2 separate regions of the Homo sapiens genome follow, and region 2 is linked to region 1. Evidence: read pairs that join two places in POLR2A ChIA-PET (ENCODE). Cell type or tissue: CD4-positive, alpha-beta T cell. All regions are shown on one strand. Each heading gives the region's core, and the rest is flanking DNA. Links, peaks and the distances in the headings are about the cores only.

Evidence for each region. ChIA-PET counts read pairs that join two places held together with the same protein. Peaks named below come from ENCODE experiments on the same cell type or tissue, not always from the same donor. Only the 100,000 strongest peaks of a DNase experiment are listed, where the experiment ranks them.
Region 2: POLR2A ChIA-PET joins it to region 1 with 5 read pairs; 2 of 35 experiments call an interaction of 5 or more read pairs at or near these places.

What each region holds. Positions count from the first base shown.
Region 1 is chr15:58,552,726-58,564,498 of GRCh38, reverse strand. It overlaps LIPC (lipase C, hepatic type), which reads right to left. Exons shown (of 9, transcript NM_000236.3): 7 at 3,518-3,635; 8 at 776-994. Among named protein-coding and RNA genes, the nearest start is that of LIPC-AS1, 60 kb to the right of the region's middle. RefSeq lists an enhancer at 2,782-3,311. In CD4-positive, alpha-beta T cell, for the core only: no CTCF peak of the experiment used is centred there; no DNase peak of the experiment used is centred there.
Region 2 is chr15:58,353,341-58,365,113 of GRCh38, reverse strand. No RefSeq gene overlaps it. Among named protein-coding and RNA genes, the nearest start is that of LIPC, 73 kb to the left of the region's middle. RefSeq lists enhancers at 1,468-1,968, 2,078-2,157, 2,228-2,287, 7,263-7,342. In CD4-positive, alpha-beta T cell, for the core only: no CTCF peak of the experiment used is centred there; a DNase peak (open chromatin) is centred at 6,803; H3K27ac peaks cover 528 bases.

The sequences.
Region 1 (11,773 bases), core at 2,111-10,110:
GCCAAGGCCTCCCAAAGTGCTGGGATTACAGGTGTGAGCCACCACGCCCAGCCCTGTCCTTCCTTTTCTTTGCTCCCCACCCCAGCTCCTTCGTATCCCTGGAGACTTTGGGGCCACGGGAGATGTTAAATCAAACACAGCAGCATTTCTTTCGGGTGACCCATTGTTCTACATTGGAGTTTCTTAGGGCTCTGATTCAACAACAGGCATCCTGGACCCCTTCCCAAGCCCACCATGAATCTGCGGGTAGGTCCAGGAATTCTGCAAATGTGTTTGGCTTCCCAGTGATTCTTTGGCAACTGACATTTGAAAGATACGACCACAGAGAGAGAGAGAGAGAGAGAGATACATCGAGATTTTTGATATTGTGATCTGTTAAAAGATTTTCTTTGGGCAAACAATAAAAAAAAGATGTTGCATCTACCACAGCACCTTGGACTGGCAGCACTGACATCACCTGGTGATTCACCTGCACCGAAGCTTGAGAAGCCTGGGGTTCGTGTGATGGTCCTCAGGCTCCAGAGGCAGGCAGCGTTAGCCACGGGCAGTGGGGAGACCCTGGTGTGTATTCAAAGACCTGGGTGTGAATCCTTGTCCTGGCACCTGTGGCTGTGTAAAGTTGGGATAGTCACTTCACCTTTCTGAGCTTCTGTACTCCATCACTAGGGCCTAATAATACTCACCTCACATGATGAATGTGAGTATTAAATTGTGAGACTGCCTGGCACAAGTGGGTGCTTAATGGACGTTAATAGGAGATTGAATCAGCAGTCACCTTTGCTGGGTTTCTCCTGCTTTGACTCTGATCGTCTTCAGAACGAGGCCTGAGTGGCGCGGCCCTGTGCTCCATGGGATGATGGTCTGGACCGTGTCCCAGACATTGGCCCACACTGCACTGTTTTCCCACTTGAACTTGATCATGATCAGCTCGCCGATATCCACATCCAGCGTGATAAGAAAGGAATACGTTTTATTACTAGCAATTCCTTTGCCCCTTGAATACACAAAGAAAATCAGACACAATCAGTTTAGTCGTAACAGCAAAGTGACGGTCACACACATTCAGGATGTGTTGTGTTTCCCTGAATGACTTGGGATTTTTGCTGCATTTCCCAAACTAGTGTTCAACAGACTATTGATAGAGTTAGCAGTAGGTGTGCCAGGATAAAAAAGGGATTTCCAGATAATAAAATTGCGAAAACTATACTATTTTCTGGTTAACACATCAAAAAGGCTCCGAGAAGTCCCACTATAACAAATCTAGTTAACTTTCTCTAGCTTAGCTTCTAGGAAGAAGCCGCTGTGGAGACAGTGGGGCTTTGGCAACGGCGTCTGGACAGTTCAGCTCTCTGTAGGTTTAACATAGTATGCCTGCAGCATGCACTCTCTCCCAAGTAATGCTCCTCCCCCCATATAAATAGAAACCTCTGTTAAAACAGTGAGGCATAACAGTAATAGAAAAACTACACATAAAAAGGATGCACCGATTTAGAGCAAGATTTAAATGCAGACTCTGAGGTATCATGATCAGCTTTACTCACTAATCTCCAAGACACTAAAATATCCCAACGTTGACAGAGCAGCGAGATGCCCTTTCCACTATTGAGAACCATCCCCTGGGAGAGATTTTTGGCAGTGCAGAGGCAGCAGTGGATTTAGGGCGAGGCAGATGGATGGTGGGGTTGGGGGGGGGTCCCTTGTGTGGCTTGGCATAGCTCTTCCCGAGTATGCTGTGAAGAATTGTTTAGGAATCCCCCCGCCCTGCCAGGTTGTGAGCATCCAGAGGCTAGGGTCCTCTGTATCCTTAGGTAGGTGTTGGACAGAGCATCAACAAATGCTTGCTGAATGACTGAATCAGTGTGATGATCAGAGATCCAAAGCTGGGGGCAATTTTCGGGAAGCTCAGGATCATCTCTGGAGTGGGTGAGGGGCTAGTGTCACTTTCCAGGGAGAGTCCATGCTGAGGGTTGAGAGGCCAGAGAGGCTGGGGAGCCTCAGAGTGAGCAGGTGGGTAACAGGGTGAAGGACAGATGGGGAGGCTGGCAGAGCAGGCTGATTGAAATTGGAAATCTGTGCCAAGTCAAAAGATACCACTTGAATTTCTGGGTTATGAACTCACTGGAAAGGCTCTTGGGACCTCTTGGGAACACCTGCTCCGCCCCTCACCACCTGCCTCTGCACTGCAGGCCCTAGTGGGGCCATCTCTGGCTTCCCTGTCTGCTCAGCCCACAGTGCATAACATTGAGCAGTTGGTGGGAGCTGGAGAGGCTGAGGAGGGACGTGAGGGTTCGGGCTTGGGTGGATGTCCTGTCTGACCAGGATGGCCATGTGGGATGGGCTGTGTTTACTAAAGGGGTTGTTTCTGAAGCACCAAATATTTATTTATGTTCACAAAAAGAACCAAACACTAAGAGTTGACTTGTGGACCAAGAGTTTTCTGCTGTAGGTAAGAGCTAGCTCAGGTAGTATCTGGCGCCTACCACAGTGCCCTGTATGTGATTGGTGCTTAAATGCTCAAGCCCATGTAAACTAAAAATAAAATTCTAAGCCCTCCAACCATCTGAATGGACCCCTCCTCTCAGCCAAGGGCATTCCAAAGTTCAAGCCATGGTGGGAAGGGGAGGTGGGACACGCCTCTTTATACTCTCCTCCCTTTGGAATTCAGGCACAACTGACCAGCATTAACATTAAAACCCAGATTTTAAGACTGATGAAGCAGACTTTTTGTAGCAATAAGACACCAAATTCCAGCCTGACTCTAGTATAGCATCACATGACAGACAGCAGGCCCTGAAAGAAATTAAACTATTTTACCCTAAAATATATTTCTTTGACATATTTTGAAAGGGCCCTGAACAGCTGTCTTGTGGTGGGAAAATCTACATTCTGTAGAGAATTCCCTTCCCTATCCAGATCTTTTCACTGATCTGGGAGAGAATGAACTAAGTCTGGCACCTTTTTAAGTCTGATAAGAAACATTTACAATCAATTGTCTCTGAAGCCTGCTACCTGGAGGCTTCTTCTGCATAATAAGAACCTTGGTCTCCACAACCCCTTATCTAATCCCGACACTCTCTTCTATTGATTCTAGATCTTTAGATAAACTCATTCAACCAATGCCAATCAGAAAATCTTTGAATGCACCCATGACTTGGAAGCTCCCCTGCACCTCCAACCCCAAACCACTTTGAGTTCTCCTGCCTTTCTGGACCAAACCAGTGTACATCTTACAAGTACTGATTGATGTCTTATATCTTCCTATAATGTATAAAACCAAGCTGTAGCCTGACCACCTTGGATACAGGTCACCAGGACCTCCTGAGGCTGTGTCACGGTAATGTCTTTAACCTTGGCAAAATAAACTAAATTGATTGACATGTGTCTCAGATAGTTTTTGGTTTGCGTCTGGAATAAAGTAGTTGTAGCTGGCCTGACTCTTGAAAATTACAGAGTCCATTTATGTTCTGCAAGAAAAATAAGTGTGTCATCACCCTAGGGGGCTACACCTCCTACTCACAGAGTGATGGGAATTTTCTGCATTTTCTCTTTTGTTCCGAGTAGTGACATGGTAAAAGTTGTTTGTATTGGTGTCTCAGTTTGGTTGATGAACTGGATCTTGAACTGGTAATGATAAACTAGAGAGAGAGACAGAGAGAGAAAGAGAGAGATAATTTAAGCAGTGATTTTAAATTTAAAAATCTCTTATTTCTTAAAATTTAAACATGCAGAGGGAAGAGTTTGGATAGATATTAATATGTTAACAACATTTTTTTGCTCCTAAATGGTGGTTTATCTTCTTGTTTTTCCTTCTCTGTATTTCCTAAATGTCTATTCAGGACTTATATTGTGTTTGTAATGTAATAATGATAAATATTCACCAACAAAAGATGGCAGAATAGGAGTATAGGACATCTGGCATTCTCACTGAGTTCTAGATGCAAGTTCTGCTGTAATATTTCATGTGTTTGGTGAGGGTCTCCTTTCGTAAATCAAAGAATATATGCCTTTTAGGCATTTGACAAGGCAAGAGAGAACACATTGCCATTTTACATTATTGCTGCTCTCTGATGGGGTGTGTTTCAGGGTGGGGCAGAGCTCCAGCCAAGAAATATATGCCCTAGTGACCAAGCGTTTATATTCCGGGGCAGTTCCTGGAAACAAGCTCTGTGAGTTTCAATAAGTGTATTTCCTAATGGAAATAAGATAACTGTAGTTCTAGAACTTGGGCCTAAAATCTTTCTGTTTTATCACATGTCTGGAATGTCCTCCTACTGATGGGTTGGTTGGAAGAGGATAATTTATTTTATTCTTCTTTACCTAATACAGTCTACATTTAGTTACTGAAAGCAAATGGCTTACTATTAGACAGGCGTTGTTAAATACATGGCATCGTTAAATGATAATACATTTTTGCATTGTTGAATGCATTGCATCATCTCATTTACTCATCACAACGCTATGATGTAGGCATTGTTATTATCACCCCCATTTTATAAATAAGAAAACTGGAGCTCAGATAGATGAAAGTGACTTGCTTAAGGTCAAATAGCAGCATCTGTGCTCTTAGCTTCCCTCACCCTAGATGGTGTTTGCTTAGCTTGCATGGTGGCACAGCTATGGAGCTGTTTTGAAAATTATCCTACCTCATTCCAAAATGGCTGATTACTGCTTGGACTTCTTTCTCTTGTCTCCATATTCTCCCCAGTGGATTCCCCAGGGTTGGATGCAGGGTCCAGCTTCCAGACCAGGATTGGCTTTTGTTTTTGTTTTGGGTTTTTTTTTTTTTTTTTTTTTTTGAGACAGGGTCTCTCTCTGTCACTGAGGCTTGGGTGCAGTGCCACCTTGGCTTACTGCAGCCTTGACCTCCTGAGCTCTCTTGTCTCCATATTCTCTAAGCATCTACAGTGTTCTAGCTCCAAGATTGCAAACAGGTTTAATACGGCATGTTAATTCCATTTGATTGATAAGAACTGCCTGGATCCCTCTGTTGAGATGGATTCTGAGGCCATGTCCGGGCTTGGGGCAAGATGAGTGTCTGGTTTGGGAAAAGGATAAGGGATTTATGGAATACTTGCTGCGTATTTGCCTTTCCTGTTTAGACAATGGTTAATCCACGAATCCTAACAGTGCCTTGCACACAGTAGGTGCTTAATAAACTTTTGTGGGATGAATGAACTGATGGTTTGCTTGGGGGTGACGTATCACAATGCACATTAACATCTAACAACATGGAAATCACCTCTGAGGATTCAAGACCTGAGTTTCAAGCTTTGTCATAGGAGAATTTCAAAAAATTAGATCACGGTAACTAGCCACTTGACTATCCATCCCTTGTACCCAGCATGTGGAAATTCATCTCTTCATCAATCAATCTACTAACTCCTAAATGGTACTATTTCTACCGGAGGTTGGTAGCTATACAGCAAGCCCAGCAGAGGGTACTGCCAGCTCCAGTGTCCTGGTATGCCTGTATTGCCAAGTTTCTAGATTACACAATCCTATCCTTGGCATAAACTAATCTTCCCATTTGGATTTTGTATATAATTTGCTCATGTGAGTGGGGATATCTCTTGGGTTTACTAAAGGGGTTATCTCTGAAGCACCAAATGTTTATTTATGTTCACAACAAGAGCCAAATACTAAGAGTTGATTTATTGGCCAAGAGTTTTCTGCTTTAGATAAGAGCTAGCTCAGGTAGTATCTGGTGCCTACTACAGTACCCTATACACCAGCAGTCCCCAACATTTTGGGCATCAGGGATGGGTTTCATGGAAGACAGTTTTTCCATGGACCAGTGTGGGGGCAGGGGGGATAGCTTCAGGATGAAACTGTTCCACCTCAGATCATCAGGCATTAGATTCTCATAATAGTTCACAATAGGGTTTGCGCTGCTATGAGGATCTTATGTTGCCACTGCTCTGACAGGTGGAGCTCAGGCGGTTATGCTTGCTCGCCCACTGCTCACCTCTGGCTGTGAGGCCCGGATCCTAATTGCCCACTGTCTGTAGCTCGGGGGTTGGGGACCCCTGCTGTAATACAATAGATGCTCAAATCCCAAGCCTGGAATAAAGCAATGTGATGCCCTCAAGACAGCAAAAGAGGCTGTGGGTGAGAAGTAAGAAAACAGCTGGCTGGGCACGGTGGCTTGCACCTGTAATCCCAGCACTTTGGGAGCCGAGGCAGGTGGATCACAAGGTCAAGAGATTGAGACCATCCTGGCCAACATGGTGAAACCCCGTCTCTACTAAAAATACAAAAATTAGCTGGGTGTGGTGGTGGGCGCCTGTAGTCCCAGCTACTCGGGAGGCTGAGGTAGGAGAATTGCTTGAACCCAGGAGGCAGAGGTTGCAGTGAGCTGAGATTGCACCACTGCACTCCAGCCTGGTGACAGGGCAAGAGTCTGTCTCAAAAAAGAAAAAAAAAAAAAGAAAAGAGCTATAGGCGCAAGTCCTGGGAAGGGTCCCTAAACTCTTGGGTGGCACCACTGGAGAGAGGGACTTAGCCTGTCATCCCAGAAGCCTCTGGAGAGGTCTTACACTATTTGGGGGTTTGTCAAGGAAACTCTGTAACAAATGAACAGTCTTGTAAGTCAAACTGAGACAAAAAGAAAGTTCTTTCCAAAGTGGGGGAGGGGGTAAGATGTGGGAGGACTGGCCTTGGGTTAACCTCCTTATGAATAGTCAGGGTACCTTCCAGAGTTCTCAAGGAACACTCATAGTAACCGATCTTCAATTCAGTTTAATATGATATGTATTAATTGGAAGTCTACTGTGTGTTTAGCCCAGTGCTAAATGCAATTAAAAGCATATAATGAGGCCGGGCGCGGTGGCTCACGCCTGTAATCCCAGCACTTTGGGAGGCTGAGGGGGGCGGATCACGAGGTCAACAGATCGAGACCATCCTGGCTAACACGGTGAAACCCCGTTCTCTACTAAAAATACAAAAAATTAGCGGGGCGTGGTGGTGGGTGCCTGTAGTCTCAGCTGCTGGGGAGGCTGAGGCAGGAGAATGGTGTGAACCCAGGAGGTGGAGCTTACAGTGAGCTGAGATCGCGCCACTGCGCTCCAGCCTGGGTGACAGAGCAAGACTACATCTCAAAAAAAAAAAAAAAAAAAAAAAGAGCATATAATGGCAGTATGCATGATAATAACATTGGCTAATATCTATTTTGGTTTTTGCCAAGTGCTTTGCTTCTGTCATCTCACTTGACCCTCAAACAAATGATACGATTATTATCTCATTTTAGAGAAGAGGAAACTGAAGGACAGAGAAGTTAAGTGACTTTTCTCGGATCACACAGCTAGTAAGTCGTATATGGCTGGGGCGTCGGCTCACACAACCTGACTCCAGAACTTGAACTTTTACATGTTTATACCCAGGACCACTAGCTTTATATATTCTAAGGAAAAAGTTGAATTGTGGAAAGAGATTTCAGTTAAAAAATGTCCTAACATTTGTGTAAAAATACACTGAAAACACCTGAAATATTCAGTAATAGAGGGATGGCTATGAACTAATAACAGCAATTATGATAACTACTATTTAGCGCTTCACTATGTCCCAGACATTGAGCTAATAGTTTCATATAATTATCTCATTTCTCTTTACAACAACTTTATAAGATGCCTACTTTATCTTCCCTCCCACATCATTTTGCAAAGGAAGAAGCTGAGGCTCAGAAAAAGTTAAGTAACTTGTCGTTGTCACGTGGCTAATAACTGATGAAGCTGCAATTAGAAGTTAGTCTGCTGATTCTCAGTTCATTGTCCCAAACATGTGATTTACTCTTATGAAGCCATTAAAAGCTATTTTTGGAATGATTTCAATGCTTATGAAAGAAGTGAAAAAGAAAACAAAAACAAAAAAACACAGGCTACGAAACTGTCTAGTATGAGACCAACTCTGCAAAACAGAATGCATAGAAGTAGGGGAATTCACAAAAATATTAACAGTGCTTATCTCTGGAGAGGGCAGAGTGGTCATTTTTATTCTCTTCTTTATGTTCTTCTGCAAGTTTCACATTTTCTGCAGTAAACGTGTATTCTAATTGGAATCCTATTGGAAAAAGAAAGAGCTTTTACAAGTATTGAAAAGGAAAAAAAAGAGAACTAGAAGTTGTGGTCCTTTGTGGCCTCTGCCTTGTCTCACGGGCATCTGTGTCCATGTCTTATCTCCCCAAAGGCCATCTCGGAACCACACTACTGCTTGTATCTCCACAAGGGCACAGCACACACTAGGCCTCCAAGGAGTACTTCACAGGCTCTCTGAGTGAAGAACAACATGCATATATAACTGCATTAAAGACACCAAGGATGATAAAATAGCTCCCATTTGTTGAGATCCTACTATGTGTTAAGCTACATACTAAGTGTTTTACATACATCATCTTTCTCCTCATAACAGGCTAAATAATGATGCCCTGCTGGGTAGTGCCCATCTGCTCCCTCTACCCCTGCTGTCCTCATCCACTCTGCCCTCCACTGCTCAGCTCTGAGCCCCAGGATGGGATCCCTTAGGCTGCATCTGCCGGGCTCCCTTGTCGATTGGTTTCTGGTTGGGTGTGACCACTGGAGGGAGAGGCACTAGCAGGAGATCAGGGCGGAGAAGAGAGAGGCAGGGGCATTTTCCCTCTGCTCCCCCGTGCTCTGGAGCCTGACTGTGCAGCCACTGCCCTCCCACGATTATCAGCAGCCCCTCCTCCATGGCTCTGGTTTTCCCACAGCTAGTCCCTTCCCTGGCTCCATCTGTCCTGCTGTTAGAGGCAGGGAGTCGCCTCAGTCCTTGTTGGTTTCCTTAACACTGCCCACCCTGTTGTAAGGAGTCCCACTTGCTTTCTTCAGCTGATCCAGGCCAGTGGAGTCCTGTTTTCTGCTGAGACCTAGACCGACACAGTGTTAATTATCCTGGTGAATATAAATAAGGAAGTGGAGGTTTGGAGACCTATAGTTATCCAGATAGTTCAGTGGAGCAGGATTCAAAGCCAGGTGTGTCTAATTCCAAAAGACTCTTTCTATATCGCCTGCTGTTTTCGTTCTGCAAGCTGAGTCTGTCCCTTGAAAGCAAATGGCCAACAGCCCCTGAAGAAAAGCTGTGGTTCAACACCTGCTTCTAATGAAGCCACCAAGACAAACTGCCTGCCAGCTCTGACCCCTTGACATCCATCCTGGGCTATCGCTGCCACAAAGGACGCTCTCCTGTCCCCTAAACGTCTGGCCCCTGAGCCGGGGAAAATGTTTCATGCCCTTGTCTTGGCGATACACTTTTTCTTCCCTTTTTCTTAAATTGTGAGTAGGAGGAGATTGATTTCTGCATTTGAGATGCTATGGTTCCACGATTTTAGGAGAAAGTGCTTGTGTAAAACCCAGGAGTCAGCTTTAGAGGATGCAAAGGCCCCTTTAGCTTGCACATCCTATGAATGAGAATTGCCTATTTCTACAACATGTGTCCCTAGAGTAGCATCTCTGCAGGAGGATGGAACGTGCCAAGGTGTGTGGGCTGTGAAGAGCCAAGCCAGCATGCTTTCTGAGGCTCACCAGGGAACGGGCTGGGGACGGAACCTGCGCTGATGGCTGAGGCACCCTTGAGTTTGCAGGAGCACTCCTGAGAAACTCCATGTCTGCACGGAGAATCTTGCATGACTGCCCTTTTTTGGAGAAATCTTTAAATGAAATTAACTTTAAATATAAATGAGTCTTTCAGGCTGAGAACTGGTTCCTGCTGAGAACTAGTTCCTCCTCCTCCTCCTTCTTCTTCTTCCTCCTCCTCTTTTGTAGAGATGAGGTCTGTATGTTGCTCAGGCTGGTCTCAAAATCCTGGGCTCACACAATCCTCCTGCATTGGCCTCCCAAAGTGTTAGGATTACAGGTGTGAGCCGCCACACCCAGTCCTAATTATTTACTCTTATTTGGATTTTTGTAAGTGTTTTTCTTTAAAAAAAAAAAAAAGGAAGAAAAGAAAAGACAATTTGCCTATCATTCTACCCTGCCACCCCCAGCACAATGATGCTATTACAAAGATTAAGGAAAAAAGTGTGAGTGATTTTGCCCACTTTACCTTATGACATGTTTAATAAGGACGTTAAAAAATGATTTGGGGAAAACGCTTTTAATCCTGTGACTGCAAAGAGACCAGTACAACATACTCCCAAGTTCTGGCAGGAGAAATTATTTCAGGTCTTAAAGATGAAAGGCATGAAATAGTCCATTGACCTCGAATGTGATCAGGGAAACTCCATTTACAGCAGAAATCTGAGGCCTCCGGAGAGTCTCCTCACTAGGAAAAATCCTGGATTGTAACCCTGTGTGGACCCTGCTGGTGCCATTTAAAAAAGAAAAAACTTACATTTTCTTTTCACAAGATCAGGTTATTGAATTTATGAAAAGAGAATATATTTCTTTCTATTTTTTGCCTCCCAGAAACAATGATTCTGAATCATTAGATGTTGGCTCTGGGAGATATTATGACTCTCTTTGCAAACATCAAAGAGGGCTTTTTTTTTTTCCCCCTCCGTGTATGGATTTCTCTCATGGAGATGGTAGGAATGAGACCTCTTGTGTTTTCTCCAAGCCCAGAGGGCTTGTTCCTAGACCCGAAATGCCTCTAACTCAGAGGGAAGCTGAAGATCATAGGATTGAGGGGCCCAGGATGGTGTTGTCCAGGGTGTTGCTGCCCAAAGAAGGCAGCCAGTGCCGGCAAGGCTGAATGAAAGTGAATTAACTCAGAGCAGGCGCGAGTGAAGAAGAAAAAGGGAAAGTGATTTTGTTAGCCTTTGTATGTAACACCTGTATGTGTCGGTATTTTCGTGGCCACATTTTGGTTTAACAGTACAGTCCCATTTAAGTGATGCCCTGATGTCACGAGACTGGATGCTTGCCCCTTTCTTTTTAAAATTAAATTGAATTTTTTTGAAACAGGGTCTCACTCTGTCACCCAGGCTAGAGTGCAGTGGCACCATCATGTCTCACTGCAGCCTTGACCTTCTAGGCTCAAGCAACCCTCCTGCAGTCTCCCAAGTAGCTGGGACTACAGACATGCACCACTCTACCTGGCTAATTTTTAATTCTTTTGTAGAGATGGCGTCTTGCTTTGTTGCCCGAGCTGGTTTGGAACGCCTGGGCTCAAGAGATCCTCCCACCTTGGCCTCCCAGAGTGTTGGGACTTCAGGTGTGAGCCACCGTGCCTGGCCAATGCCTGCCCCTTCTGTGGGGGTCTGTTGCTGCCTGCGAGCGGTGGAGATGGGGGAGTGTGTGTGTGCGGCCAGGACTGTTGTGCTGACTGGCGTCCTGTTGCCAGCTCTTTGTGCTGTGGGTGGAATAAGGGCCCTCAACGGATAGACAGAGCCCAGGGTTTGAGTCCTCTCTGATGCCTGCTTCCTTGTGATCTGGAGACCACATAGCCTTTCTGGGGCTCGATTTCCTCATCTGTGAATGCAGGTTAGGAACTTTCTTGTAGTGTCGCTGTAAAAATGTGATAAGATGGCGATGAAAAAATGCCTGCCTTCCAGAAGGTGTTAATCGGGTGTCATCTACTTCCTTCCTCCACACTGAACTGACCGGGGCAGGTTTTGAGACCCACCTGCAGGTCCCGTGCTAGTGGTTCATCCCCATGTCTATTCACACCTCTTCCTTGGTGCCCACATAGGTTTTGTCATTAGGTCAAGGTCACATAAGTGGTTGGCAGCAAGGCCAAGATTCTTGACACTCCTTATCCCAACCCCAAGCCTGTGCTGTCTACGACACCCCCTGCTTCTTCTGGAACTCTCCCTGAAGTCAGT
Region 2 (11,773 bases), core at 1,998-9,997, 200 kb after region 1:
ACTCTTTATCCACTTTGCCAATCTGTGTCTTTTAACTGGGGCATTTAGCCCATTTACATTTAAGATTAATATTGTTATGTGTGAATTTGATCCTGTTGTTATGACGCTAGCTGGTTATTTTGGCCATCAGTTGATACAGTTTCTTCATACTGTCTATGATCTTTACAATTTGGTATATTTTTGTAGTGGCTGGTACCAGTTTTTCCTTTCCATATTTAGTGCTTCCTTCAGGAGCTCTTGTAAGGTAGGCCTGGTGGTAACAGCATTTGCTTGTCTGTAAAGGATTTTATTTCTCCTTTGCTTATGAAGCTTAGTTTCGCTGGATATGAAATTCTGGGTTGAAAATTCTTTTCTTTAAGAATGTTGAATATTGGCCCCCACTCTCTTCTGGCTTGCAGTGTTTCTGCAGAGATCTGCTATTAGTCTAATGGGCTTCCATTTGTGGGTAACGAGACCTTTTTCTGTGGCTGCTCTTAACATTTTTTCCTTCATTTCAACCTTGGTGAATCTGACAATTATATGTGTCTTGGGGTTGCTCTTCTCGAGGAGTATGTTTGTGGTGTTCTCTGTATTTCCTGAATTTGAATGTTGGCCTGTCTTGCTAGATTGGGGAAGTTCTGGATAATATCCTGAAGAGTATTTTCCAACTTGGTTTCATTCTCCCTGTCACTTTCAGGTACACCAATCAAACGTAGGTTTGGTCTTTTCACATAGTCCCATATTTCTTGGAGGCTTTGTTTGTTCCTTTTCATTCTTTTTTCTCTACTGTTGTCTTCATGCTTTATTTCATTAAGTTGATCTTCAATCTCTGATATCCTTTCTTCCACGTGATCAATTCAGCTATTGATATTTGTATGCATCACGAAGTTCTCATGCTGTGTTTTTCAGCTCCATCAGGTCATTTATGTTCTTCTCTAAAGTGGTTATTCTAGTTAGCAATTCCTCTAACCTTTTTTCAAGGTTCTCAGCTTCCTTGCATTGGGTTAGAACACACTCCTTTAGCTTGGAGGAGTTTGTTATTACCCACCTTCTGAAGCCTACTTCTGTCAATTCGTCAAACTCATTCTCTGTCCAGTTTTGTTCCCTTGTTGGCAAGGAGTTGTGATGCGTTGGAGGAGAAGAGGTGTCTGGCTTTAGGAATTTTCAGCCTTTCTGTGCTGGTTTTTCCTCATCTTCGTGGATTTATCTACCTTTGGTCTTTGATGTTGGTGACCTTTGGAAGGGGTTTCTTTGTGGATGTCCTTTTTGTTGGTGTTTACACTATTCCTTTCTGTTTGTTAGTTTTCCTTCTAACAGTCAGGCCCTTCTGCTGCTGGTCTGCTGGAGTTTGCTGGAGGTCCACTCCAGATCGTGTTTGCCTTGGTATCACCAGCGGAGGCTGCAGAACAGCAAATATTGGTGCCTGTTCCTTCCTCTGGAAGCTTCATCTCAGAGGCGCACCTGCCAGATGCCAGCCAGAGCTCTCCTCTATGAGGTGTCTGTTGACCCCTGCTGGGAGCTGTCTCCCCATCAGGAGACACAGGGGTCAGGGACCCACTTGAGGAGGCAGCCTGTCCCTTAGCAGAGCTTGAATACTGTGCTGGGAGATCCGCTGCTCTCTTCAGAGCCATCAGGCAGGGATGTTTAAGTCTGCTGAAGCTGCGCCCACAGCCGCGCCCCTTCCCGCAGGTGCTCTGTCCCAGGGAGATGGGAGTTTTATCTATAAGTCCTTAACTGGGGCTGCTGCTTTTCTTTCAGAGATTTCCTGCCCAGAGAGGAGGAATCTAGAGAGGCAGTCTGGCTACAGTGGCTTTGCCAAGCTGTGGTGGGCTCCACCCAGTTCAAACTTCCTGGCGGCTTTTTTTACACTGTGAGGGGAAAACTGCCTACTCAAGCCTCAGTGATGGTGGACGCCCCTCCCCCCACCAAGCTCAAGCATCCCAGGTTGACTTCAGACAGCCGTGCTGGCAGTGAGAATTTCAAGCCAGTGGATCTTAGCTTGCTGGGCTCTGTCGGAGGTGGGATCCACTGAGCTAGACCATTTGGCTCCCTGGCTTCAGCCCCTTTTTTAGGGGAGTGAATGGTTCTGTCTTGCTGGTGTTCCAGGCACCACTGGGTCATGAAAAAAAAGCTGCTGCAGCGAGCTTGGTACCTGCCCAAATGGCTGTCCAGATTTGTGCTTAAAACCCAGGGCCCTGGTGGCTTAGGCACCTGAGGGAATCTCCTGGTCTGTGGGTTGTGAAGACCGTGGGAAAAGTGTAGTATCTAGGCTGGAATACACCGTTTCTCATGGCACAGTCCCTCATGGCTTCCCTTGGGTAGGGGAGGGAGTTCCCCAACCCCTTGTGCCTCCTGGGTGAGGTGAGGCCCCACCCTGCTTTGGCTCACTCTCCGTGGGCTGCACCCACTGTCTAACCAGTCTCAGTGAGATGAGCCAGATACCTCTGTTGGAAATGCAGAAATCATCCGCCTTCTGTGTTGATCTCGCTGGGAGCTGCAGACCAGAGCTCTTCCCATTTGGCCATGTTGCCAGCCTGTCTCCCTGCATTCTTTTAAAATACAGATTCTCTCCTTTTACTATAAGATTCTGATTTTCAGCAGGTGCTATGGTTTAAATGATGGTGTCTGTTCCAAAATTTTTGTGGTAACTTAATCCCCAATGCAACAGTATTAAGAAGTGTGGCCTTCAGGAGATGATTCAGTCATGAGGACTCTGTCTTCACGAGTGGAATTAGTGCCCTTATAAGAGCTGGAGGTTGAAGGGATTGTCCCCTTTCCCTTCCATCTTCTCCTATGTGAGGACAGTGTCCCTCCCCTGTGGAAGATGGAGCAGCAAGGTGCCATCTTGGTAGCAGAGTTGGGACCCTCTCCAGACACCAAACCTGCTGGCCCAGCCTCCAGAACTGTAAAAAAAATTTCTATTGTTTATAAAGTACTACACAGAATGAGGTGTTTTGTTAGAGAAGCACAAACAGACTGAGACAGTAGGTAGGCTCCAGGTGTCTGTATTTGACATCCATCTCAGGTTTACTCACCGGTATTTAGAAACCACTGTTTTAAACCAAATCTAATGATTGCCATTCTTTTATAGTAATTGACTTTTTAAAAATACACTTTATATTTTAGAGCAGTTTAGGTTTACAACAAAATTGAGAGGAAGGTACAGAGACTTTCCACGTATTGCCAGCTCCCACATACGCACAGCCTCCCTTACTATCGAACCACACTAGAGTGGTACATTTGTTACAACTGATGAATCTACACTGACACATCCGTATCACTCAAAGACTATAGTTTACATTAGGGTTCATTGTAGATGTTGTACATTCCGTGGGTTTTGACAAATGTATAATAACACTTATCCACCACTGCAGTGATCATACAGGGTAGCTTCACTGCCCCAAATGCCTCTGTGGGCACGGCATATTCCTCTCTTCCTCCTCGCAACCCCTTGCAACCATTGATCAGTTGTACTAACTGACACTTCCTCTGTTTGGGCATTTCTGGACATTTTGCAACAAGACTTGCTCCTGGTGGCTGGTTCCTCTGCTTTTTCCCATTATGAGATGTTTTTTTTTTTTTGAAGGGGAGAAGCCAGAACCAATGATGTCATTTCTCTGAGGCCTGATGAGGAAAACTGAGCCCATCAGTCTTTTAACCACTGGAGGAGGATCCTGGTGGGAACACTTAGTAATTTGAGATCGTAAAAATGAATGGTGTCATGTAGTAACTGTTAACATACGCCGCAAGATGTTTATGATTCCCTGGGGCCAAATATGTAAACATTCTTCCAAGTTAAGCTGCAGGAGATAGTCAATTTCACAAAGAGATGATTTTTCCATTTATATAAGATGACTGAGTAAGAGGAAATATGGGGTGCAGGGAGTAAAACCGTTTATCTAGAGCCTGGGGCAAGGGCACATGCATCAGGCACCATGTGTGGTGGGCAGGTGGCTTGAGCTGGAGACCCTGGAAGAGGAGCTTGGGCTATGGCCTGAGCCCCTGTGGGAGGTCATGTAGTCCCTCTTTTGAGACAGGGAAAGGTCCATGTTGGGGTCTTTTACCTTCTTGAGAGCAGATGAAAGAGAGACAGAGATGGTTCTTGGAGATAGCGTGAACTGAACTTGCTGGATATGTCCAATTCTAGGAGATTAAGGTGGCTTAGAAGGATTCCTGTGTGGAATCAACTCAACTCACAAATCAAATGAGACTGAGTAAGTGGACAGAAAGGGGCACCATTATAGATTGAATTTTTTCCTCCTGGAAAGGGATGTTGAAATAGAAATACCAGTAACTCAGAATGTGACTTCATTAGGAAATAGAATCTTCATGGAAGTAATCAAGTTAAAATGAGTTCATTAGGATGGACCCTAATCCAGTATGACTGGTGTCCTTCTGAAAGGGCAAATTTGGACACAGAAACAGACATGCACACAGGGAAAACACCACGTGAAGATGGAGGCAGAGATAGGGAGATGCATCCTATAAGGCAAAGAATGCCAGTCATTACAGAAACCAGGAGAGAGGCAGGGAACAGGTTCTCCCTCACAGCCCTCAGAGGAAACCAACCCTGCCGGCACATTGTTCTCACATTTCTAGCTTCCATAACTGGGGGACAGTAAATTTCTGTCATTAAGCTCACCTAACTTATGATGCTTTGTCATGGCAGTCCTAGCGAATGAGTACAAGCACTTTATCTCTTTTATTATGGATCTAAGTTTCATGAAGACAGGAATTGTGTGTTGTTCATGGCATATTTTCAGTGCCTGGAAAAGTGCCTGGCACAGAGTAGGGGCTTAAGGAGTATTTAGCTCAATGCCTGGATCCTTTGGGGGGATATAGAGAGGTTATTTGAGCCAGAGGACACAAACCAATAGCCATCATGTAGTCAGCACCTGGTATGTAGCTGTGATATTTGGTGTTATGAAGATCATCTCTAATCTACAATGTAACCTGCAAGGTAGGTCTCATTTTTCTTAAGTCACAGAGTGGAAACTGAGGTTTAGAGAGATTAGGAAAATTGCCCAAGGTAACACAGCTAGTAAGTGGTAGATGTGGGTTGTAGCTCAGGCCTGTCTGAGTCTCCAGCCCTTGCTCTCATCAGTAGCCAGGACAGCAGAGGGAACCAGGCACACAGCCGGTGCCAGAGTCCCCTTGGAGCAGACGTCAACTAGTAGCTTGGGGATAGATCTCTAGACCCTGGAGAGGTGCAGTGCCAGAGCGGTCATGTTAGGCAGAAATCTAACTCCCCCAGTGGGGGCGTAAGGATGGACATGAGACTGGGGGAGGAGGAGGAATGGAGCTCTGTGCGGAAGTCCCTGGTCACAGCAGCAGCAGCGGGCTCTGGGTTACTCGGACGTGTGTGTGTGTGTGTGTGTGTGTGTGTGTGTGTGTGTGTGTTACCAGAAAGCTTGATGCAGTTGTATAGATGTGGGTGAGGCTGACTCAGACTTTAGGGAAGATGTGCTGCAAAAAGAAATTCTGCGTCTTAAATGGCTGCTGTGCGGCTGGCAAGACAGCAGGAAAGTGGACATGATTGCACTTCCAAGTTGGCTACCATTCCCCCTGCAATTTCCCGAGACTGAGGCCATACAGACGGTCATGAGACTGAGGCCATACAGACGGTCATTAGCCAGGACAGGGTTTTAAGACCCTTTTAAGGCTGTGTTCCCTGATATTCCCTTCAGGGCCATCCTGAGAGGAGCTCTTTCCTTTTCCATCTCCTGTCTGGGAGTTTCCCAATTCTGAAGCCTTTTCCAACCTAATCTCTAATCCATGGGCTAGAGAAGCAATTCTCAGGCTCTTCTATACTGAGCCCCACTTTTGGATGCCATTCCATTTTTTCATCATGTTGCTGGTACCTAGCACGATGCCTGGCACAGAGCTCCTTCGATATATGTTTGCTGAAGGAATAAAATGAGAGGCCTGTCTGGGCTGGACCTTGCAGGACTATACACCATGGAAAGAGCTCCAGTAGCACGATGTTCATTGCCTGTGTTGGGGACTGAAGGGCAAGGGACCTCTGTGGATCAGTGGAGCTCCCTGGTTGAGGAAGTGGCACCTCTGGGGCTCTGTGACCAGGAACAGAGAGTCTTTTCTTGGTTAGCACAGACCTGCTGCTCTAGCTCCTTGCTAAGCTTCAAAGTGGAGAGGAAAAGAGCCTCTGAGGCTATCCAGATTGATGTCTCCTCAATATTGTGGTGGTTATGGTCTCAGAACTGTATGAGCCAGCTATACTTCTAGACCATTGTCAGGTGTACAGATTGCCTAGGGGCGGGGATGGAGTGTGTTTAAAATGCAGATTCCTAGGCCTTTCCACTGCGAATCCAGCTTCAGCTAACCTGGGGTGGAGCAAGCGAAAGAATCTGCCCACAGGTTGTACTGATGCCACTGGCCAGAGGATTGTACTTTGAGAAATGAATCCCTACATTTTCTCACCTGTAAAATGATGCTTTCAGATATCATTTGTTGGGAAATTGTAGAACTCTTTCCAGTGCTGTGAAATAGAAGCACAAGCAGCTTTGTTTGTGTTATCAAAGGTTTAACTCTAATACCAGAGCTTGATTGCTAATGGGCTTCCAGAAGTCACATATTTCACTGGTCCAGATGCTTACCTGGTTTCCAGGTATGTGTGAGAATCTATGCCCACAAAGCAGGAAGTAGGAAATGAACTGGAAAGGATGAAGCTGCTGCCACAGTCTAGTGCGGTATGCCTCCCTCTGCATCCTTACAGATCAAAGGGATGCTAATGTAGGGGAATATGCAGATTTTTCAGACTCTAGCTCGCTGGGTGGGTGATTTCTTTTATGTCATGAAATAACATGAAAGAAGGAAACCCTTGGCTTTGGATTGGCCTCCTGCGGTGGAAAGTCCCAGAGATGTGAAGTCTCATACTAAGGCCTCCCATGCATGATGTGAGGTGAGAGTAAGATTGGATGGGAGGTGCTGGCCCTTCCTGGGAGGACATCTGATACTGAAGGTGACTAAGGTACGTTGGGCCCTGTTACCCACAAAAGACCTCTGCACTTCGGGGCTGATCACAGGCTAAAGGGCCCCATAAAGAGCAGGCCTGTTGATGCTTTGGGAAGCCTGGAAGCTTTGGTTTCTTGTCACAAAAAAGTGCTGAGGTGGTGTAGAGTCTCCGTGAATGAGGTATTACCAGCCAGCCTGGGACAGACGCCTGTGGAACAAGCCTCAAGCTCACCCTGGCTAAGTTAACAAGCTTGACTTCCTGCTCTGCGAATGTTCTCAAAGCAATAGAGTGATGTTAGGTGACTGAGGCTCACTGCAGAATGTGTGTGGTTGTGTGTGTGTGTGTGCATGCAGGTGAGGGGTAGTGCAGTGGGGGCAAGAGAAAGGGTCCTGGCCCTGGATCCTGGGACTTAAGAGAGCTTCCAGGACCTGAATGGTGACTCATTTTTGTAGGAAAAATCCTTATCATATCCTATGATGTCATTCAGAATTGACTCTGGCCTCCTGTCCTCATATCTGGACATATTTCCCACTGTCTTGCTGTAACCCTGACCTGACGCAAGTTTTGGGAGCTGTGCTTAAGACCTGGCTTGTACCATTCTCCTCTTGGGGCCCCAGGAGGGTGCACTGCCATCCCATGCTGGCCCTGGGTTAAACAGAACTCAAGAGCCTTCATGCTTGTGCTTACTGCCAGAGACAATCTCCAGTCTGTATGGAGAGTAGAGTACAAGATGGGACAGCACTGGACTTCCTAGCTGTTAGTGATACCCACTATTTGTCCTTATAAAGTGCTAAGACTCATACTAATACCAATATGGATACAAATACTAATATGAATCCAAATACTAATGCCAATACCAATTCTACCTCAAATACCCATAGCAATCCTAACCCTAATCCTAATTCTAGTTTTTCCATTTGCTCCTTAGGGCTACCTCAGGAGAGATGAGTCAGTGTTTGCAGGAGTACTGTGATATTGGAGTCTCCTTCCCATCTTAGGGCCCTTTTCCTTTGATGAATACTCCGTAAGAGTTGCCCACCTTTCTCTTCCTAGGAGGAGAAGTGAGTTCCTAAGAAGACAGCGAAGCTTTGGAGCTAGAAATAGAAGGAGAAAACAGTCAGATGGCCCTGAAAAGTGGGCCCCCACATTCCGGCTCATGTGGGATGCAGAGGAAATCCCCTTCTTGTTCCTGTGAGGTTGGGCAGTGTCAGAGCCCCTGACCCCCACCTCTATCTGCCAGAGGGGGTGCAGCCTGAGGGAGAGAGGTGCTGCGCCTAAGGTGAAGAGCTGGAGGGGTGTCCTCCCTAGCTCCCCTCCTTCCTTTTATTATTATTTTTTTTCTTTGTGACAGTCTCGCTCTGTTGCCCACGCTGGAGTACAGTGGCACAATCTCTGCTCACCGCAATCTCCGCCTCCCGGGTTCAAGCAGTTCTCTTGCCTCAGCCTCCCAAGTAGCTGGGATTACAGGTGTGTGCGCCCACACCTGGCTGACTTCTGTATTTGTAGTAGAGATGAGATTTCACCAGTTGGCCAGGCTGTTCTCGAACTCCTGGCCTCAAGTGATCTGCCTGCCTTGGCCTCCCAAAGTGATAGGATTACAGGTGTGAGCCACCGTGTCTGGACCCTGGCTCCCTTCCTTCTGCCAAAGAGGGCAGCCCTAGCGTTTTTATCTGGTATAAGCCCCTCACCACAGACAGCTGCTCAGAACCCCCATCCACAGGTCCATGTGCTGGCTCTGCTCTTGGCAGGAGCCACCTTCCAGACCAGGTTCTTCCCACTTGTTGGAAGAAAGAAGAGCCAGCTACACATGGCAAAACCCGCCTCTTAGGGTGTCAGGGAGAGGAGGAGGGAAATGCTGCAGGGAAGGTATGTGGCTGATTTGTTTTGTCTATAATCAATACCGGCCATCCATTTGTGCCCAGTTCAGAGGATGTGGAGCGTGGTTTTATTGCTTTCCTGGAGGATGGAGGGTCATAACTCTTGCGGCTCGGCTTTTATGGTTTGTTGTTAGTGGTAGCCAGGCCTCACTCCGTAGGAGTCTCTAATCAGGATGCCAGCCTCCACATTGTTCTCTGGGACATTCTGTTTTACAACACGCTCCCGTTTGCTGAGGGGTGAGTCTTGCGCTGTCTCTTGCAGGTGGGCCCGCTGTCTTTGCTGGCTGACTGTGCTGGGCAGGGTGGCCTGGAACCTGAAAGGAGGCCAGCAGGGTGGGCTCAAACTCCCTGCTCTCACCAGTGCTCGCTCTTCATTGCCAGAAGCTAAGGAGGCCTTGAGCACTAACAACCCCCAAGTTTTGGGTTCTGCCACAGGCGCTTAACTTCCTCCAGCTTTATATTTCTTGTCTGTAAAATGGAGCGAACACCTGCTTCCTTTCCCCACTGAATGATGTTGAGTCAGAGGGATGATGGATGTGAAAGCACATGCAAATAGGAAGGCGCCTTTGAAAGCACTAGCTCTCATCATTATTATTATTTTCCACTTAAGTGTTTTTACTCAATGGATTTGCCACTGCAGCTTGTGCTGACCCTTTTCACTCTGCAGTCCCTCTAAAAATACCACTTCTTTTGGGCGGGGAGCAGGCAGGGCTCCGCATGCTCCGCATGACCAGGGCTGTGAATTCACAGAGCAGGAGCTGAGTTATATATAGGGCGTCCTGGGAATTGCCTGGACCCTCTTTCAAGTGCAGGCAGGTGTGGGGATCTCAGGGCTGCAGGTAGAAAGAGGATCTGTAGGAAAGAGCTGTGAGAGGAAGCCCCCGGGGAGAGCAAAGCTGGGGGCTGGGCACTGCCTAGTGGCGGGTGGGAGTGCTTGGAAGACATTAGATGTGGGGACCTGGGCTTCACTCTTGAACAGGTAGGGGTCTCCAGAGGTTGCTAAGCTCAGGGGAGGATCCTTGAAGGCAGATGGGGAGTGGAGTGGGGTGAACAGCCAGGGAGGCCGATCCATGCAACGCCTCCTTAGCCTGGCCCAGGGCATGTGTGTGAGGATGGAGAGGGAGGGGTGGGGATGGAAGCCTCGGTCTTGCTCTCAGGGACTGTGGTGGAACAGATGACATGGCTGGGTGGCAACGGGGTCGGGAGATTGATTGGGGAGCATGTTCTAGTCCCTTTTCTCTCTTCCCTGAGCTTCTCTGGATGAAAATGTAGTCTCTTTGAGTTGGCTTCCAGGTGTGCCTAACTAAATCACTTGGGGGTAATATTTCCTTCTCTTGGTGTGTAGAAAGTGTATGTTTTATGTGTGTTTTTTCTATCCAGTGAAAGTGGGATAAAACAACAAGTCTGCGGGTTTCTTCTCAGGCTCACAAAGTAGAAGCTCTTATTTGAAAATCTTTGCTGGCACATCCTTTGAACTTCATTTGTCCAGAAGCCTGGCTGAGTATCTGATCCTCCGCCAACCATGTCAATATCTGCTCCCTGAATGCCCCTTTTATAGACCAAGGAGTGGAAGATAATTGCCGATGGCTTGGAAGTCTGTGTGGTTAAGGAGAGAAGCCTGGTATCAACTTGTAAACCCTAAAGAAACTTTCCCACTTAGCTATCCTTCCAAGTTTCCCCTTAACTTATTTATTTATTTATTTTGAGATGGAGTCTCACTCTGTTGCCCAGGCTGGAGTGCAATGGCATGATTCTTGGGTTCAGGCAATTCTTTGGTCTCAGCCTCCCAAGTAGCTGGGACTGCAGGCGCATGCCACCATGCCTGGCCAATTTTTTGTATTTGTAGTAGAGATGGGATTTCACTGTGTTGGCCAGGCTGGTCTCGAACTCCTGACTTCAGGTGACCCACCTGCTCGGCTTCCCAGAGCGCTGGGATTGCAGGCTTGAGCCACTGTGTCCCGGCGTATTTCCCCTTAACTTTTAAAACCTTAGCCACACACTCAAATGTGTTTTTAGCTAGCTAAAGTCTGCCTCTCCAGGGACAGAATGAAGCTCGAGAAATGGTTCTTCTGTCACATCACTTTAAACCATGCATTTTAAAATTGACAAAGAATACATCAGTGTCCCCCACTGCCCCTAGTGTGGACATCAGAATTTGTTCAGAGAGGAGGGACTACAAAATCTTTCATTTAGATTTTTAAAAACATAATAAATGTTGATATTTCAAAGACAATTTCCTCTTTTTAAGTGTTTTCCTATCCATTATCTTTTTGTCTTTCCATGATCCTTCTTGGCTCTGTGTTACAGTTGAGGAAAGAAAGGTGAGAGGTGTAAGCAGGTTGTCCAGATCAGATGGCTGCTAAGTGGTGAAACCAAGGTCAAATTCAGAACTTCTGACTCTAGGGCCGTCACACAGCGCTGTCTTTAAGTTGTTGAAGTTTGGTTGTGGTGTTGAAGGTCCCTTCAGCTTTTCAGTAGGGGAAAAAGCGTGTGCTGCTGGAAGCCAGCAAGGCAGGTCTCCCTCCATCCCCTAGAGCCTCCTCCGGGGGCCAGTAGCAAACAGCCTAAACAGCAACGAATGTAAGCGGCCCCCGCCTTGAAGACACAGTGCAGTCCTCAAGCCCCTGGTGCAGAATGGGCTGCTGTAAAATGAAACTCTACCGGAAAAATATGGCGGCTGCGTGCCAGTGACTTGGTAACAAGGAAACCAAGTGGTGGCCAACAGGAGATCATAAAAGCAAAGATGCAAAACCCATAAACCTAGGAAATTATGGAAAATCCTCAAACCACTTTCCAAATCCTAGACTTGGTATAAATGTACGGTACTGCTAGTATTGATTATAAAAACAAGGCGCCACTGCCCTTTAGGAGGTTTTTGAGACCACAGTATAAGAAGTTATCTTCCCAACTGCCTTGTTTTACCATAGTACCCCCTCCACAAACC